Linked DNA regions of Homo sapiens: region 1 is linked to region 2. The links are chromatin contacts, found by Hi-C or POLR2A ChIA-PET in ENCODE. All regions are on one chromosome and are shown on one strand. Each heading gives the region's core, a stretch centred on a gene start or an enhancer-like site at or near the end of the contact. The rest is flanking DNA. Distances are from core to core; before and after follow the strand shown.

The links. Hi-C counts contacts between places; a loop is a spot of excess contacts on that map. ChIA-PET counts read pairs that join two places held with the same protein, here RNA polymerase II (POLR2A). Pooled maps may share reads with other maps.
Region 1: a loop to region 2 is called in a pooled map, with 1.8 times the contacts of the local background. The contact joins two enhancer-like sites. A Hi-C loop is called at or near these places in 2 of 168 maps with a recorded cell type or tissue (MCF 10A and mammary epithelial cell) and 4 of 50 pooled maps. POLR2A ChIA-PET finds 5 or more read pairs at or near these places in 2 of 52 experiments (A673 and CD8-positive, alpha-beta T cell).

Annotation. Positions count from the first base shown.
Region 1 is chr2:236,781,643-236,784,467 of GRCh38, reverse strand. No RefSeq gene overlaps it. Among named protein-coding and RNA genes, the nearest start is that of ACKR3, 210 kb to the right of the region's middle. Within about 2 kb of position 1,352, at least 2 of the 41 ENCODE cell types and tissues checked have a DNase peak (open chromatin) inside an H3K27ac peak, as active enhancers do.
Region 2 is chr2:236,511,660-236,514,444 of GRCh38, reverse strand. No RefSeq gene overlaps it. Among named protein-coding and RNA genes, the nearest start is that of DRC11, 5.6 kb to the right of the region's middle. RefSeq lists an enhancer at 1,092-1,161. Within about 2 kb of position 1,309, at least 2 of the 41 ENCODE cell types and tissues checked have a DNase peak (open chromatin) inside an H3K27ac peak, as active enhancers do.

The sequences.
Region 1 (2,825 bases), core at 103-2,602, 270 kb before region 2:
TCACTGCAAGGTCCACCTCCCGAGTTCACACCATTCTCCTGCCTCAGCCTCCCGAGTAGCTGGGACTACAGGTGTCCACCACCACGCCCGGCTAATTTTTTGTATTTTTAGTAGCGACAGGGTTTCACCGTGTCAGCCAGGATGGTCTTGATCTCCTGACATCGTGATCCGCCCGCCTTGGCCTCCCAAAGTGCTGGGCTTACAGGCGTGAGCCACCACACCCGGCCAAATGTGTGTTGTTTTTAAGCCATCGAACTTGCAGTAATTTGTTACAGCAGCAATTGAAAACAAAGACACTTAGCAAGTGTTTACTGAACACCTACTGCGTGATGAGCATACAAAACCACAGGGGATATAGAGGTGAACAAAAGAAACAAGAGGGAGGAAATAAACCAGCAAACATGTTCAGGTACAAAACAAATCGATGGCTGATCATTTTGATAAAGACAATCATACCAGGTGGTGTGAGTCAGCCACTGTGAGTGGGTGGGAAGCAGCTATTTGAGATGGGATGGTCAGAGGCAGACCCTCTGTGGGATGAACGGAGGCCTTGCAAATATCCCAGAAAGGAGTCCAGAAAGAGGAAGCAGCCAAGTGCAATGTTCCAGAGGCAAAAATGATCTTGTCTTATTCCAAGGAGAACAAACAGAGTGAACAGCGGGAGATGGGTGGGGGCCGGGCTGAGCAGAGTCAAGTGTCCTGGGGCACCCACACCCCATGCTGCTCAGGGCAATGGTGTGGGGATCCACGTGAAAATCCCTGCCACTGCTCTATGGATGACGATGATGAGGGCAGAGTGGACACTGGGAGGGGAGTCTAGAAACTGCTGCAAGAGCAGAGGCAAGAGATGAGAGGGTTAGATTGCAGGGGAGGGGGGCAGTCTGCAGAGTGTACAAGGGGACTTTTTGCCCCATTTTCAGCAATTCCCATGCATAGAGTCTGTTTCTTCAGAGGAAATAGTGCCAATTTTTTTTTTTTTTTTTTGCCAAGCAGTTGCATTTGTTTTGACACTTGACTTAATTACCACATTTCCGAAAGAAAAAAAAAAAAGAAAAGATAAAAACCACCATTTTTGGCGCTTTGTCCATAATAACAGTTCAGGATATATTTTTTGAGTGAGAGTGTGAATAGATGGATGATGTGGACACTATCTGGAAATATGGATCCCGTTGGCCAGATTTCTTGATGGAAACTATGGCTCTGACAGCATGGGTTTCAGAATGACAGGGTCAAAGGATTTGTCAACGATACCTGTGGCCAAGCATTCACGGATGCCGACCATGTGGCTTAAGGTATGAGTCATTGCAAAACATTCCAGTATTTTTTAAATTACATCACTTTAAAAACCAATTACATCAGTTACAAAGGGCATGTGCGTAGGATTTCTGCTTCTCTTTAGTATTTTTGTTCTTACTGGCAATGGTTTCTACTCCTGACTAGTGGCTTTAGAGAGCTGCATGAATTAATTCACTTCTTATAAAATAAAGCATATTTGTACTCAGAATCCTAAAGCCACATGGATTTCAGAAAACAATTTCTTTGGAGCTCCTAGAAAATGATGGAATCAATAATGTAACAGACATGGGAACTGACAGAAATGTTACTGTCCCACAAAGAGCTCCTTCTACTTAAGTATTTCTGTGGCAGCCCGTACACTTTATGTTTGTTTTAACACAAGGACTAATCAAAGCTACATTCCTTAGTGAACACCAGAATGGCTCAGCTTTCTTATAACACAATTTCTTGCAGTACACATGTAAATTGATCAAATGGAAAAAGCAAAAGTAGGGAATCTGGTTAAAGTGCTGAAGTATTGCCTCTCTTCTTCCTTGCAAAGCAATTAGCCCAGCAGCATTCCATTTCGTCTCCTATTTTGCTAAATAGACAAAATCTGTGCTTCTACTCTATAGCGAATAACTCCTGGGGATATTGTTTCAAAGAGCATTGATTCAAAGAAGGAAGGTGAAGCAAAACCTTGACTAAACAGATTGCTGATGGACTGTGGTTCTGGATAATTGAATTTTCCAGTTAACCCAAGAACTCTGTCGCTCTCTGGCCTCCCTCACTCACCCGGCATATCCTCCTCGCCCGGGAATTTACCAAAACACAGCTGTGGTCTTCGCAGTTGCTTGCCCACAACCCTTTTGTTTTTGTGCTCTAATTTGCTTGAACATTCACTGTGAAGTCCTTTTGTGTCTCAGAAACGAATGTAGAGAGGCCGTAGGATGAGAACCCGCCCCTGGATCTCGGCTGACTTTCTGGGTTTGATGCGGACCTTTCACCCGTGCTCAGGTCATCTCAGTCCATTCTCACACACCTTCTGCAGGTCAGAGATAAAATTAGAGCTGCACGCCAGGATCTCAGTGAGGTAGTGGCAGTGATTATGATGGTGGAAAAGGTAGGGGTGGGAGGGAAGCCAGGCGCAGGCAGACAAGGAGGCCGTCCTCTAGGGAAGAGGTCACGAAGAAAGTAACTCCTAGGGATATTGTTTCAAAGAGCATTGATTCAAAGAAGGAAGGTGAAGCACAACCTTGACTAAAGAGATTGCTATGGGCTGTGGTTCAGCAATGATGAGGTGCTGGGGATGGTGATGAGGGGGGACCAGATGCAAGGAACTTTTTAGAAATGGTAGTGACTTTCTAGAAGCAGCAGCTTTTGGGCTGGCAGAGGTGACTCTGGAAAACAAAGACAGGTGATATCCCCAGAGGTAGATTGTGAGTAGGAACAGAAATAGGAACCAACAGACAAGAAAGGCACAGGGCGAGGGAAAGATGCTGACTTCATCCAGGACACACAATTTTGGTGTCTGTGGACCAGCTGGGCTC
Region 2 (2,785 bases), core at 60-2,559:
TTCATTCTTCTCTACAGCTGTATGTTGTTCTATTTACATATACACCACATTTTGTTTATCCACTCATCTCTACTTCTTGTCTTTGAATTGTCCCCTGCCTCATGACCCTGTGAGCAATTATCTTGCTCACATAAACCTCCATAGTTTGAGGGTCGCCGTACAATTCAGTCCAAAGTTCTCGGCCTGCTATCAAGTCCATATAACATCTGGCCTGAGTCGATTCCCAGGTCAAAGGCAAATACTGGCTCTCGAACGAACATATCCCTGTACTTTTCCTGCTGCTCTACCTTTGCCGTGTTGTTTCCTTCACCTGGCATGGTCTCCCATTTCCTCAGGTCAAAGCCCCACTCACCTTTTACGTAGCTAGCTCTAATCCCACCAGCATAACACCTTCCACTTTCCCAAGGGCAAAGTAGCCCCTCTCTCTTCTAAACTCCCAAAAGACTTTGTGCTGTGACATTTAATCACCCCCTACCTTTATCTCTTCTACTCCACTCCCTGAAGGCTGAATTCCTATCAAAGGTTTCTTTTTCTATTGCACCACATTGAGTATTGTGATTGGCATAGTATGGGTGTCCATAATATTTGCCCAACTGAATTCATACATATTGAGAACACGGAGAAAAAAACATTTTCCCAGATACCTGGCAGTCTGATTATGAGGCTGTATAAAGACATGTACATTTGACATAAAATAAGGCATCAACTGTTTAGGACAAAAACATAGTAATTGTGGAAGAAATAGTGACCAATTTAGAGGAAATTATTTGAAAAGTGAATCAAAATAATGATTTGGACCTCAGATGCCTAGCAAGGTACACAGAATGGTTACTAAACAAGTAAGCTCAGAGTTTTCATGTAAGAAGAGAAAATAAGCTTATTAATATCACTCAGGCCTGGCAGGATGGGACCCTGGAATGGAACTGAGTAGGATAGAGAGACCAGGGTGGATGGAGCAGAGCTCTGGTCCTCCCTGGAAGCCCAGGACCTGCTCTGGCCCTTCAAGGAAGTAGCTTCTCCTTGGTGGATGTTAATGGTCAGTTCCATGGCCAGTGCTCTCCCGCAAGCTGCCAGGAGCCTTCCTGGGCAAGGTCTCAGTCCACTGTGCTTGGTATTTACAGCCTCATCTTTTGGTACAGTGTATTCCTGTCTTGTCATGCTTTAGTCTTACCGTTACTGGGGGAAATGGGAGGGGGTGTTAGCGAAGGAGGTGAGGAAGGAGCCTGGGTCCTTGGGTGAGAAGGTGGCAGCAGGAAGCATTGCATCCTCCCCACTTTGACTGGTTAGTGGCTGGCCTGCCACCGTGTGGCAGGAAAAGGCCCTGCTTCCTGTTGCAGCTTGAGTTGTCTTAGACCGAGGTGTAGACAGATGAGCTGCTTTGGGACCCTTTAACCCCGGTTCAGGCCTGGTAAAGAAACAAGTTCCCTGGTTTGGCTGAATTGTCATGGCATAATGAAAAAAACTACAGGAGAGAATTGTGCGGTTCTGAGTGACTGATGACTCATTAAAATAAAATAGGTCAGGTTCTGGCCCAGTGAACTTCATGTGATCACAGGAAATATTCCAGACCATTAAAATGATTTGTGAGTTTTTAGAAAAGGAAGCAGAGATAACAAGTATTATCATCTTGGATTTTCCAAAAACAAGACATGCCAGATCAGCCTAATTGTAAATTTCTGTAGTTACTAACATAATACATAAGGCAATGCTATAGCTAGGATATAGCTGCATATTACTGTGCGCTTGAAAATCCTTATCTCATGGATTTGTTGAGGGCAAGGAGGAATACAAGCCAGATGATAGCACAGCTGGCAGGTTTATAACTTGTGGATTGGTGCTAACTTGAACTCATTTCTGGTGCCATGCTGTGGGGCGCCCTGGCTTTGTCATTGAGAACATGTTTATCAATAGCATGGATCATTTGAGGGATGACGTGGAACTGGATGGGATGATGTATGCACTGAATAACAGAGGAGACATTCAGCAGGAGACACTGTAGGCAGTTTTGGGGGGTTAGCTGACTATGGGCATCATGAGTCATCGGTGTGGCGTGACCGCCCTACAATGGATCTAAGGTGTGGAGACTCAAGGAAGGGCCCCTTTTGCTACTTGATGAAATGCCTACCACCTCCCACTAGAAGCTTTTGTTTCATTGGTTTATGTCTGAAGGATGCTAAGTTGTGTTAACAGCATCACAGAGGGAAGGACAACTTAAAATCTTGTAATGTAGAAGAAGCTGAGGGTTCTTACTCTGTAACCAAGAGGACTTTGATTAGGGGCGGGGGGTGCAGGTGGACAGGTGGACATGGGCTTAAATTTTTCAAAGACTGCTCCCATAAAAGAGGGATTGGAAGCCGGGCACAGTGGCTCACGCCCGTAATCCCAGCACTTCAGGAGGCCAAGGCAGGTGGATCACCTGAGGTCGGGAGTTTGAGACCAGCCTGACAAACATGGAGAAACCCCATCTCTACTAAATATACCAAAAAAAAAAAAATAGCCTGATGTGGTGGCACATGCCTGCAATCCTAGCTACTCGGGAGGCTGAGGTAGGAGAATCGCTTGAACCCCAGGAGGCGGAGGTTGCCATGAGTCAAGATCGCACAAGATCTTGGCAACAAGAGCGAGACTCCGTCTCAAACAAAAAAAAAAAAAAGAGGGATTGGATTGTTCTGTTTTTCCCTGGAGCTTCAATGTAAAACCAAAGAGCAATAGTGAGAGTTTTCCGAAACCAGAATGGGCTTCCCAGAGGGGTCAGGCGCCCCTCTCACTGCAAGTGTGTTGGCAG